3 separate regions of the Homo sapiens genome follow, and all the other regions are linked to region 1. Evidence: chromatin contacts called from ENCODE Hi-C or POLR2A ChIA-PET data. All regions are on one chromosome and are shown on one strand. Each heading gives the region's core, a stretch centred on a gene start or an enhancer-like site at or near the end of the contact. The rest is flanking DNA. Distances are from core to core; before and after follow the strand shown.

Region 1 (3,973 bases), core at 1,079-3,578:
TGGTGTTCTTTAAAATTTTAAATACATAATACTTTAAGAAGATAATAAAAAGCCCAATTGATAAAGTTTTCTGTACTTCAGCTGGCTCTACTTTTTTTTTTTTTGAGACAGAGTCTTGCTCTGCTGTGCAGGCTGGAGTGCAGTGGCGTGATCCAGCTCACTGCAACCTCCGCCTCCTGGGTTCAAGCGATTCTCCTGCCTCAGCCTCCCGAGTAGCTGGGACTACAGGCATGCACCACCATGCCCAGTTTATTTTTGTATTTTTAGTAGAGACGGGGTTTCAGTATGTTGGCCAGGCTGATCTCGAACTCCTGACCTCGTGATGTGCCCGCCTCAGCCTCCCAAAGTTCTGGGATTATAGGTGTGAGTCACCGTGCCTGGCCTCAACTGACTCTACTTTCTATGAATTGAGTTTAAAGCTAAGAAAAAACTAAAGAAGAAATGCACACCATTTTTCATAAAGTAGGCCACAAATGAGTAAAAAGGTATAGTAAAACAATGCGACATCAGGCAATGCAGGTAAAATATATACGCATTGTGCACAGTAAGTCTTTATGTGTATAATCTGTGCATACCTTTTGATGGCCCTTCAAAGAGTTTCTCTAGGCCCTTGCAGGTGGTGGGTTGGGTACACAAAATCAGTAGAAGGTGAAATCCAGTACCCTACACTTTCCTTAAAGCTCCTATTAGGCAACAAAGTTTCTCTCTCATAAAACCAGGTAGGATGGACCACAAGCTCTGTAATGAGTAGCAATATGGCTTTCAGAAAAATACATAGAGGTTATAATTCAAAGCCGAGATTGATATTTGTGACAAAGCGGCACTCTGCCACAAATCTGTTACTGAATAGCCAAGATTTAAGAGACTCACAAAATTTGACACTCCAGGGCCTAAAGGTCCTGATGCTGGCCACCTGGACTCCTAGAAATGATAGACATTATAGCAGTCATTGCAGGAGATTAAAGACACCTGGATCAAAGCCCAAGAAGATGGCAGAGCAGGCAGAACTGTTTTAGTTCATTTTAAGTTAGTTTGCTGCATAGATTTGTTATAGGAGGACGAAATTTAACTTTGAGAACTTTTAAGAACAGAGTAGCAAGTTGTCATCATGCAGACACCTAATAGGTGAACTGAAATGCAGGCCGCATTTCATAAGAAATAAGGGATAATCCTTGGCCAAATTGTCAGAGGCATTTGAAGAGTAACCCTATCTTGAATAGGGGCTGGGTAAAATAACACCGAGACCTACTGGGCTGCATTCCTAGGAGGTTAGGTATTCTAAGTGCCAGGAAGGGATAGGAAGTCAGCATAAGATACGGGTCACAATAGACTTTGCTGACAAAACAGGGTGCTGTAAAGAAGCTGGCCAAATCCCACTAAAACCAAGATGACAAAGTGACCTCTAGTCATTTTCACTACTCATTATACAGTAATTACAATACATTAGCATGCTAAACGACACTCCTACCAGCGCCATGACAGTTCACAGATGCCATGGCAACCTTAGGAAGTTACCCTATATGATCTAAAAGCGGAGAACCCTCAGTTCCCGGTATTGTCCACCCCTTGTTTAGCATATAATCAAGAAATAAGTGTAAGTATACTCGGTCGCCCATGCCCCTGCTCTGCCTATGGAGTAGGCATTCTTTTATTTCTTTACTTTTAATAAACTTGCTTTCACTTTATGGACTCGCCCTGAATTCTTTCTTGCAGGAGGTCCAAGAACCCACTCTTTGGGTCTGGATCTGGACCGCTTTCCCATAAGAAAAAGAAGGAAGGTAACTAACTTTGACTGAACACCTGATACGTGCTAAATGATTTCTCAGACAAGATCTTATTTAAATATTTCTAAATGATTTGATGATAATGTTAATGGCCTTCTGGCCCCCAAAAGCACACTGCCTCTTGGTCCCAAATAAATGAGGAAAATATCCAGTTTGTGGAATAGAGGGGCAGGTAAGTAAAAAAAGAAAAAGAAATGCAAAGAAGGAAAGATATACATGAAAAAAATGTCATACAGAGATAATCAGCTCTTTTCCAACCAACCAAAGTAAGAGTTCTTTTTTAACTGCGCGGTTACAACTAACCAAAACTCAGGAAATAACTCCTGGAAGCAAACAAACTTAGCAGTGAAAAACAAGCGCGTCCAGTAACACCAGAAAAACACGTGGCGGGGGTGGGGCATCTGGTCGCAACCGCAGGTGAGACTCTAAGTCCCATCATTCCCTTCGGCAGCCAAGCCAGGCTGTTGAGGGCGAGCCGGCGCACCGTACGCTGGGACGTGTGGTTTCAGCTCGTGCGCCTCCCCGTGGGTTTGCGACGTTTAGCGACTATTGCGCCTGCGCCAGCGCCGGCTGCGAGACTGGGGCCGTGGCTGCTGGTCCCGGGTGATGCTAGGCGGCTCCCTGGGCTCCAGGCTGTTGCGGGGTGTAGGTGGGAGTCACGGACGGTTCGGGGCCCGAGGTGTCCGCGAAGGTGGCGCAGCCATGGCGGCAGGGGAGAGCATGGCTCAGCGGATGGTCTGGGTGGACCTGGAGGTGAGTGAGGTCGGCGGGGGGCTTGGGGAGGCGAGTGAGGTTTCGCTCGTGGAACCGAGGAGTCGAGCCCGTCCTGGGAGAGCGTTGGGGGTCTGGGTCTCAGGTGTGGCAGGTGAGCGCGGCCGGCCACGGGCGGTGCAGGGCAAGTCCGGAGGCAGGAGTCCTGCGGGTGTTGGGCGCCGTGCTGCGCTGTAGGGCTTCTTTCCACAAGGGAGGAGTCCTCCGTGTGGCTTCTTCTCCTCCCTACCCCTCCGCCCAGATGTGGACTTTTCCTAACGCTCTGGCGTCTCTGGGCTTGGGTCACTGGAGTGGGGGCGGGGGCAGCGGCTCTGTTCCCAGCTTCCCCCAACTAAATCCTTAAAGGACCCTAGGTTGTTAGGGCCAGACGGGACTCCGGAGATGACTCAGCCTTACCCCTCATTCCATAAGTGAGAACATTGAGGCCCACAGAAAGGATTCAACTCATTCAAGGTCGTGCTGTTAGTGAGAGTCTGAGTTGAGACCAGAACCCAGTTCCTATCCCTTCAGGCTTTCCATGCCCGAAACAAGGGCTCCTCCCACCGTTGAGCCTCAGTTTATATGAAGTGAGGATAATAACAGTAGTTTTTCCATTAGATTGTGAAGGTCCAGTGGTGTAATTAATGTGAAAACTTTGTAAACTCTGCAGAGACGTGGTGGTGGTAGTTATCCAACTCTTCCAAAACTGAGTGATGTCAGCACTCAGTTTTACTTACTTTGCATCTGTCCCGGAGTAGAATCTCAGTGCTTGACAAATAGCAGGCCCTTGGTAAATGTTTGTTGAATAAACGAGGACTCGTGTTTAGTACCTTCAGTAGTTGCCCGAGGAGCATTCTTTCTCTTCTGTTTCGGCTATGGATTACAAGCTGACTATGTTTGAGGGAATTCCTGTTAAATAAACTTGGGTAAAAGAGGCCAGAATGATGGCTTTGTGTGTGTTATATATTTATTTTTAATTGCAGATGACAGGATTGGACATTGAGAAGGACCAGATTATTGAGATGGCCTGTCTGATAACTGACTCTGATCTCAACATTTTGGCTGAAGTACGTGATGCCATGTAATACAGTCATACTTTTTAAAGGGCACTGGAAATATAACCATCATTTTTTCCAGCTTCTTTATTTAAAAAATAAGAAAGTTGAGGTCTATATGGGTTAAGGTAATGTGCTAGGTCATGGTAGGGGTGGTACTAGAACCAAAGTAATCCATCTCACAGCCTAGTGAAAATTAAAAATTAAACATTATTTTTTAATTAACCATGCCAGAAATTTACAGAAACATAAATTCTGTCGTTTACTGAGCGCTTACTGTATGCCAGCTACAGTTTCTGTGTGCTTTATATGTCTTTGTTCTTAGTTCTCACAGCAACTATAAGTTAGTTATTGTTATAATGCTCATTTGATGGATGAGGACAC
Region 2 (3,973 bases), core at 378-2,877, 400 kb before region 1:
GGATCTTCCCCTACGATACTCACCACCAAAACCTCCCTCACCCCACCTGGCCCTGTCACCTGCCCAGGTTCCTACAATAGAAATGTGAAGGAATGCAAGGAGGACCAGAATAAATCCAGCTCTGAGCAACCTCCTGACAGCCACTTATTATGTCAATTTTCCTGCCTGCAGAATGGGGATGATATATTTGTCCTACTTAACTCCCAAGATAGGCGTAAGGCTCAAATAAAACCATCTTTTAAAGAGCATCAAGTCCCGTGGTCTATCCGAGACTGGATTGTAAAAAAACAAGGAGAGATAGTTCTGGGATGATAATCTCTCAAAACAGAAGAGATGGCCTCAAATCAAAACAAGAAAACATTTAAATAATTTTTATAAGTGAAAAAAATTCCCAGTCTCTTATGTTACTCTGTTCTATCCCAGATCTCACGGGGTTTCAGATTTCATAAGGATGATTACCAACACTTACAGAGCTCTTCTCATTCCTCATCCCATGCAATCATCCTAACTATCTTGTAAAGTAAGTAGGACTCTCTTGCCTTTTTTGTTTGTTTGTTTGTTTTTGGTAACAGATGCAATATAGCTGATGCTCAGAGAGATGAAGTGACTTGCTTAGGGTCACCCAAATTGTAAGAGCTAAAGCTTCTAAGACTGATCCAGACACCAACGCCATTTATTAGCTGTGTGAACTTAGCTACAAATGTCACTCTCTGAGCCTGAATTTTCTCATTTGGAAATAGGTATAACACTGTCTTCCACCTTTGGGATGGATATAACAGAACGTCATAAACTGAGTGACTTATAAACATTGAGCATTTATTTCTCACAGACCTGGAGGTTGAGAAGACCAAGATCCAGGGGCTGGTAGATTCCATTCTGGTGAAGGCCCATTTCCCGGTTCCTACATGGTGCTTTCTGGTTGTGTCCTCACGTGGTGGCAGGGATAAGGCAGCTCTGTGGGGCCTCTTTTATAGGAACATTAATCCCATTCATGAGGACTCTACTCTCATGACCTACTCACACTCCAATGGGCCTACTTCCTAATATCATCACCTTGGTGATTAAGTTTCAACACATGAATTTGAGGGGGTGTATAAACGTTCAGACTATAGGAAATACCCGTCTTTAAAATGGGTATATAGCAGCCAAACCCATCTTCTAGGATTGTTGTGAAGTTAACTGTGAAAAAGCATGAGAAATCACTCACTCAGCCTAGTTACTATGGAGTTAGCATTCTGTAAATGTAGACATCATTATTATCTATGACTATAATTATTGTTATCACAGCATTCATGTCTGTCCTTTCTCCCCCAAAGCCTCTTCTGAACCAACACATACATAAACTTTCTTTCCAGGAACAAAGATCTCAGATCTGAGTTCCTTGGGGAGACCAGGCCAAAATGTCAGCCTGACTTTGGCTTGATTCTCAAGATCATGCAAAGAAGACAGAAAAGTTGAAACACAGAGGAGGAGGGGAAACAAATAGATGGCAACTTAGACAAAAAATGGGGAGGAGGCGAGCCGCCAGAGTCTGGGCTCTGTACAGCCTGCATGTTAAGCCTGCAAACCAGTTACATATCCCTGACCCCGGCGGCTTGAGGAAGCCTGAATGCTAAAAGGCAAAGTCTAAAAATGGGCCCTGGGTAGATTGGGGAGGTCCCGGGAAACCTGGTTTCATTTTACAACCAACAACTAGGATCCAGGTTGTCACGGGAAAATACTATATAAACAAGTTAGTTCAAAGAGTGACTCACACTTAGCCAGGCTATAAAGTTAGCTCTGCCCAGGCTAAGTACTAAAGATAACTCCCCAACCCCCTTTTGCGCAGGGAATGTAGGGCAGGAGCCCTGGGAGGCCCTGGCTGGCTGGCTTGGTAGGATCCCAACCCTGTGCCTAGCACTAACCTCCTAGATCTGGATACCCCTCTGGCCACCAGGAATGAGTTGGGTTCACATCTGATTTCTTTTTTTTCTTTTTTTTTATACAGAGTTTCGCTCTGTTGCCTGGGCTAGAGTGCAGTGGCATGATCTCGGCTCACTGTAACCTCTGTCTCCTGGGTTCAAGCGATTCTTATGCCTCAGCCTCCCGAGTAGCTGGGACTACAGGCACACGCCACCATGCCTGGCTATTTTTTTTTTTTTTAATTTTAGTAGAGATGGGGTTTCACCATGTTGGCCAGGCTAGTCTTGAACTCCTGACCTCAAGTGATCTGCCCATCTCAGCCTCCCAAAGTGCTGGGGTTACAGGTGTGAGCCACCTTGACTGGCCTGATTCCTTCCAATTTCTTTTCTTTTCTTTTCTTTCTTTCTTTTTCTTTTTTTTTTTTTTTTTGAGACAGAGTCTTGCACTGTCGCCCAGGCTGGAGTGCAGTGGCACAATCTCAGCTCGCTGCAAGCTCCGTCTCCTGGGTTCACGCCATTCTCCAGCCTCAGCCTCCTGCGTAGCTGGGACTACAGGCACCCGTGACCACGCCCGGCTAATTTTTTGTATTTTTAGTAGAGACGGGGTTTCACCGTGTTAGCCAGGATGGTCTCGATCTCCTGACCTCGTGATCCGCCCGCCTTGGTCTCCCAAAGTACTGGGATTACAGGCGTGAGCCACCGCGTCTGGCCGATTCTTTCCAATTTCTGAGACAATCATGGCGAAGAGGAAACCAAAGGAGAAGGATGGGGGCGGGTCACCCCAAACAAACTGTCAGCCAGAGGTAGTATCTTCCGGCCTTTTAAAATTCCATGGCACACGGATGGATTTCCCAGGACTAATGAGGAAAGAGGACCTTACGCTGGCTGTCAACTGGTCCGCCATATCCCAATACACATGTGCAAGGACTTATATTCATCCCTCATCTCTCCTCACCACATTCACCATCCTCCTCCTTAGCCTTCTCAGTGGCAACGTGCCGAAGGAAATCTGTAATCTAAGGTGCTGCAAAAGTCTCAGTATCTTTGCACTTCTCCTAATTTGGAACTTCTCTCTTCCTCTCATCTGTCTACCTAAATGTTCTCCAGACTTTCTGAAAGTGAGGCAGTGTGCTGGGCACAGGTGACCTTGGAGTTAGACTTCAAAGGAGAAATGACTTTGGTCTAGACAGACAGAGAAGGGTGCCTCGAGTAGAAGGCACAGTCTGTCCAGAGCTGAGGAGGCATGATAGTGCATGGCCGAGTCAGGGAGTGGGGAGCGGTTCACTGGGGTAGGAGAATGCTGCCAACGTGTAAAGGTCTTAAAGGCCATGCCAAGTTGTTTAGGGTGTTTTTTTTTTTTAAATGTAGGTCATGAAAAGAGCCCTTGAAGGGGAGTGACAGATCTGTCCTTTAGAAAATAATTCCATCGGCCATTTGGAGAGGAGCTTGCCAAGAGGTGGCTAGAAACAAGTTGGCAGAGTGGGCCAAATCCTCCTCCAAGATCAATTCACTCTCTGGTTATTTCAATGCTATTTCTAGACAAAGAAGCATCAGATGACATGAGAGAAAAGGACAGAGAACTTGCAAAAAACTCCAATGGGCGGGGCCAGCACTGGGTGAGGCAGTGTGTGGCATTATGGTACAAAATGTAAGGAGGCATCACACTTAGAATCACGCAAGTGCTCCGAGAGTGATACCTTTTGAATTTTGCATCCTAGCTGCCTCACTTGCCTCACCCTAGTCCTGGGCCTTGCTCGCAAGCTTCTCATCACCTGCCCCATCTACAGGGGCTCCGGTTTTGACCTCTCCATGGGGAGCCAGGAAGCCTGTGTTAATTTTTTTTTTTTTTTTTGAGATGAAGTTTCGCTGTTGTTGCCCAGGCTGGAGTGCAGTGGCACGATCTCGGCTCATTGCAACCTCCACCTCCTGGGTTCAAGCAATTCTGCCTCAGCCTCCCAAGTAGCTGAGATTACAGGCAGCCTGCCCCACGCCTGGCTAATTTTTGTATTTTTGGTAGAGACGGGGTTTCACCATGTTGGCCAGGCTGGTCTCGAACTCCTGACCTCACGTGA
Region 3 (3,973 bases), core at 1,032-3,531, 380 kb before region 1:
GCCTCGCCTGCCTTCTTCCTTTTTGTTACCTTCTCCACCTCTTAAATTCAGGCATTAATCTCTCTTTAACACTTACTAACAAGGGCTGGGCTTTTAATGGGCAGCGTTTATGAAGCAAGGGAGATTTTCACATAGAGTGAATATGGCACGGGGGTGGGGAGGCCAGGGCCATAGAGGATTGTGCTTTCTCTCCCATTGTTTCCAGAGATTCTCTCTTTCTCTGATTTGAGGATTAATAGGAGATTAGGATCAGGGGTTAATTGTGTGCTTCTCCTGCTACTGCACTGAGGAGAGGCTGGTAGGTGGATGTGGACAGCAAAGCGGAAACCTCCAGCAGGCACTATCTAGGCAGAAGCTCAACAAGTGTAGTGATTCTTTCTTCTGTTTCCCTGGTGAGGCACCAGGAGGGTCTTTTCTCCTCTCCTTACATCCCTCCACTCTTGCTCTCCTTGCAGCCCAGTTCTTTCCTAACTTTCTTTAAATCCCTTTCCTCTAACAGGGTGTATAGACCTTAGTTAGAAAAACAGGTAGTCTCTAAATGGGATTGCTCTTTATTGTTAATGAAATGAATACCCAGGGACTGGGCTTCCCCTCCGCTTGCCCTGGGTTTGATGTGGTTGTATCCCGTGCTATCAGAGGAGCCCTTCCTTCACTCAAGTGTGTTCCCCTGCCCAGCTCTCTCCGCAGACTCCTGCTGGGCTGAGCTTTCCCTGCTCTTAAGAGTCAGGAGTGGCTCTTGCTGGGATGGAATGACCCGTCTTTGGGGCTGCCTCATGAGCGGCTCTTGTGAACCCGGATCAGTTCCGATGTGTAAACTCTACCGCCTGGCCTTCAGCGAACAGATACAGATTTCTGCCACCTTCCATGACCCTACAGTTCATGGGACTGGGTCTGGGGCAGTGCCAGAGGCACGCATGGAGGTGTGATTCTAGGTGAGTCCTGCGGAAAACCTCTGGCCCACCCGTGAGTCACGGACAGAACATGCAGACTCAGGCCTTGGTGACATAAGCTCCGCATTGCTAAAACCGCGTGACCTCGAGGGCTGACTGGCCTGAGAACCCTGGATGGCGCTCTCGGCCACCCCCACCTCCCACCCCAACCTCCTGGGCTTCGGTCAGAATCCACAGCCCGTGCCCGAAGAGCGCTTCCCGCCTCTGGCACCCTACCTTCGCTCAGCTCCAGGGAAAAGGGGAGAGGGCAGCTTTCTGCAGTCAGAGGAAGAGTACATTTTCTTTGGCTGCTCTACCCTCTGAAGTAGGGCGGCCAGCTGAAGGAGGACACACTTTTGAGGGGCCCAGAGGTTGTCCAAGCTTCCCCCTGCCCCCTGAAGACTGTGCACTGAGCTGGGCGCAGTTCTCGGGAACTGTTTCCACCCAGATTGCTGGGGGGCGGGGGGGTAGGATGAGGGCAGAGCCGAGAGGCTGTCCAAGGTTTGGGAGAGAGAAAAGTTTCTCCCAGGACTCGACCTTGGCCTCCAGCAATCGCGACAGCTAAAAACGGGTGTCTCGCTTCGACAATAGATCCCCGCGGACCTTCTGGCACCTGGTTCACTAGCGCCCGCGAACTCTGCCTCGGGAGACTTATTGAAATCCGGATGCTCAAGCCGGGAGGCGCGCAGTAACCAGGAGGATGAGAGGGCCGGGTTTGGGCTAGGAAAGCGGCCTTTTAAAACAGATGTCAGGGGGACTGCAGCCCCGAGCCATGAGAAAAAAGTTAAAGGCGAGATGACACGCACTGAATTGGGGCAAACATTGGAAGAGGAGACAAAACTGCGTGCTTGAGCACCGGGGTGCGGGGAGGGGGGGACAAAACCCGTATCCAGTGCAAATTAAAATCTTGGGAGTAGGTGGGGGCTGCTGCGCGCCCTTCACCCTCAGTTCCCCTATTAAGGATTCTGAGTCCCCATGCACTCCTGTCCTCTGGCTCCTTCCTTCCTCTCCGCTCGGCCGGTGAGAGGCGGCCGCCGGCGCCCCAGCAGCAGCTAGATGTCAGGCGAAGCCCGGAGCGCGGAGCGCGGGGAAGGGAGGGGAAGGGAGGGGAGGGGAAAGGAGGGGTGGGGCGGGGAGCGCGCGCGGGCTCGGCCAGTGCGGGGTGGTGGGCGGGCTGAGCCCGGGGACGGCGCGGGAGGGGGGAGGGAAGGGGGGCAGCTGTGGGCAGGGAGCCGGGCTCGGCCGCCAGCACTAAAGATGGAGAGGCGCCGGGGCCTTGCAGGGGAGGGGGCTCGGCGTTGACGTGGGACGCGGCGGAGGCGCAGCAGCCGGTGGTGATTTGCTAACCTCGCAGCAGAGAGGAGTTGAGGGCGATGAGAGCGGGTACTGCGAACTGCCGGGCGATGCTGTCGCTGCCGCCGTGATACGGAGAGCAACAGTTCCCCAGCAACACCCCTCCCCGACACAGGCACACACCCCCCGACAGGCACGCACACCCACCCCACAGTGCCCGGCTCGGCTGCGGTGAGTGAGGGGCCGGGAAGAGGCGCACCGCCCAGCGAGCGCCGCGCGCCGGGGCTTCCCGGGGCTGGAGAGGTCTGGGGGGCGCGCGCTCGCTTCGGCCACTCGGCCGCTGGGCTTGTGCCTTTTTTATTTGGCGTGTTCCCTTCCTGCCGCTGCAGCCGTCGCCGCCACCGGTTGGGGGTCGGCTAGAAGGGGGAGCCCCGGCTGTCAGCCTGGGCGCAGCTGCCTCCCCAGCCCTTCCTCTTCAGGGCACGGTCGGGGTGAGAGGTGGGGGGCGTAGCGGTGTGCGGGGGCTGAGGGCGTGAGCAGAGGGGTCGGGGATCCGGAGGCTTTGTACCGCCAGGGGCTGGCGGAGCAACAGAGCCCGTGGGTGCTCTTATGTATGCGGACCGGTGCGCGGGCGCAAGATAAGGTTGTGGTTTATTTATTTGTGTGTTTATTCGCCGGCCGGCTGGGAAGCTAGAATCGGAGGAGCTGACGAGTAGATCTGGGGGCGGAGGGGAGCAGGACTGGGACTGCTTACGTTTTGTTTCTCTTTGAGAAAACGTGGTGGGCTTTTTCTTGATTGGACTTGATCCCCACCCCCCTTTTGCAGGGGAGGGAGGGAAGCTCCAGAGGGTCTGCAGCGCTGCGGGCCCTCCTCGGCTCTCGGCGGGACCGGCGGTGACACCGGAGCTCGCCGTGCGCTCCCGGCCGCTCTCGGTGGGTGCCGGTCTCTGCACCTGATGCGTTCGGGATGCCTTTCCCACCCTGGCGCGCCCGCCGCTAGCTCGCACAGCGCCTCGCACACTCCCGCACGCGCTTGAAATGCGCACGGTCCCGCCGGCCCGCGGAACCACCCGGACGCACGGAGCGCTCCGCACCGACTCGCTCGCCGCCTCCCCGAGACGCTCGCACCGTGCTTGGGCCGGGCGCGCTGGCCGCTGGCGCCGCTGGCCAGAGGCCTGGGACCCAGCCGGTCGCTCCCAGGGGGTCACGGCCCTGGGTCGGAGAGGGAGGGCGGGCAGACCCCTTCTCGCCTTTCCTCCCACAACTCGCTGCGGGGCTTTTGTGCTTCCCCTTCGCCGCGGGGCGGGTCCGCCTCCCCTGCCGCTCTCGCCGCGGAGTCCAGCCCGCCCGGACTGTCGCCGTTCCTCCCCGTCTCTTTCGCTTTCCCTCGTCCCTAGCTCAGCTCTCCTTCTTTCAGGAGTCTAGCTCCTCGGGAAAAGTTGCTTCCCCAAGTTTGCTGAAGTCGTCTCCAAGTCTCGGTGGGGGTCGCTGGGAACTGGGGGGGTGTGAGAGCGCGGTCGATCCCCGGAGCTCGGGCGGGTTATCGCCGGCTCTTCCCCGCGCCGCCTGGCTGGACGCTGCAGCCAGCGCCAGCCGGATCGCGGGCGCCGAGCGGCGGGTGGGGGAGACGGCTGCCCGTGGGCGCCCAGATTTCCCTCAGGACCCAAAAGGCTTGTTTCAGGGCGCCAAGCTTCCATTCTTTTGGCTGTTCCCTCCTAGTTCTCAGAAACCCCGATGTCTGCGGGAAAGCA

What was found. Hi-C counts contacts between places; a loop is a spot of excess contacts on that map. ChIA-PET counts read pairs that join two places held with the same protein, here RNA polymerase II (POLR2A). Pooled maps may share reads with other maps.
Region 2: a loop to region 1 is called in a map of ovary, with 9 times the contacts of the local background. The contact joins the enhancer-like site here to the promoter of REXO2 in region 1. A Hi-C loop is called at or near these places in 2 of 168 maps with a recorded cell type or tissue (heart left ventricle and ovary) and 4 of 50 pooled maps. POLR2A ChIA-PET finds 5 or more read pairs at or near these places in 1 of 52 experiments (WTC11).
Region 3: a loop to region 1 is called in a map of naive thymus-derived CD4-positive, alpha-beta T cell, with 25 times the contacts of the local background. The contact joins the promoter of ZBTB16 here to the promoter of REXO2 in region 1. A Hi-C loop is called at or near these places in 2 of 168 maps with a recorded cell type or tissue (naive thymus-derived CD4-positive, alpha-beta T cell and ovary) and 6 of 50 pooled maps.

The regions. Positions count from the first base shown.
Region 1 is chr11:114,437,139-114,441,111 of GRCh38, forward strand. It overlaps REXO2 (RNA exonuclease 2), which reads left to right and starts at 2,329. Exons shown (of 7, transcript NM_015523.4): 1 at 2,329-2,537; 2 at 3,518-3,601. The coding sequence starts at 2,391.
Region 2 is chr11:114,039,299-114,043,271 of GRCh38, forward strand. No RefSeq gene overlaps it. Among named protein-coding and RNA genes, the nearest start is that of ZBTB16, 18 kb to the right of the region's middle. Within about 2 kb of position 1,628, at least 11 of the 41 ENCODE cell types and tissues checked have a DNase peak (open chromatin) inside an H3K27ac peak, as active enhancers do.
Region 3 is chr11:114,057,430-114,061,402 of GRCh38, forward strand. It overlaps ZBTB16 (zinc finger and BTB domain containing 16), which reads left to right and starts at 2,282. Exons shown (of 7, transcript NM_006006.6): 1 at 2,282-2,453. RefSeq lists a silencer at 1,838-2,132.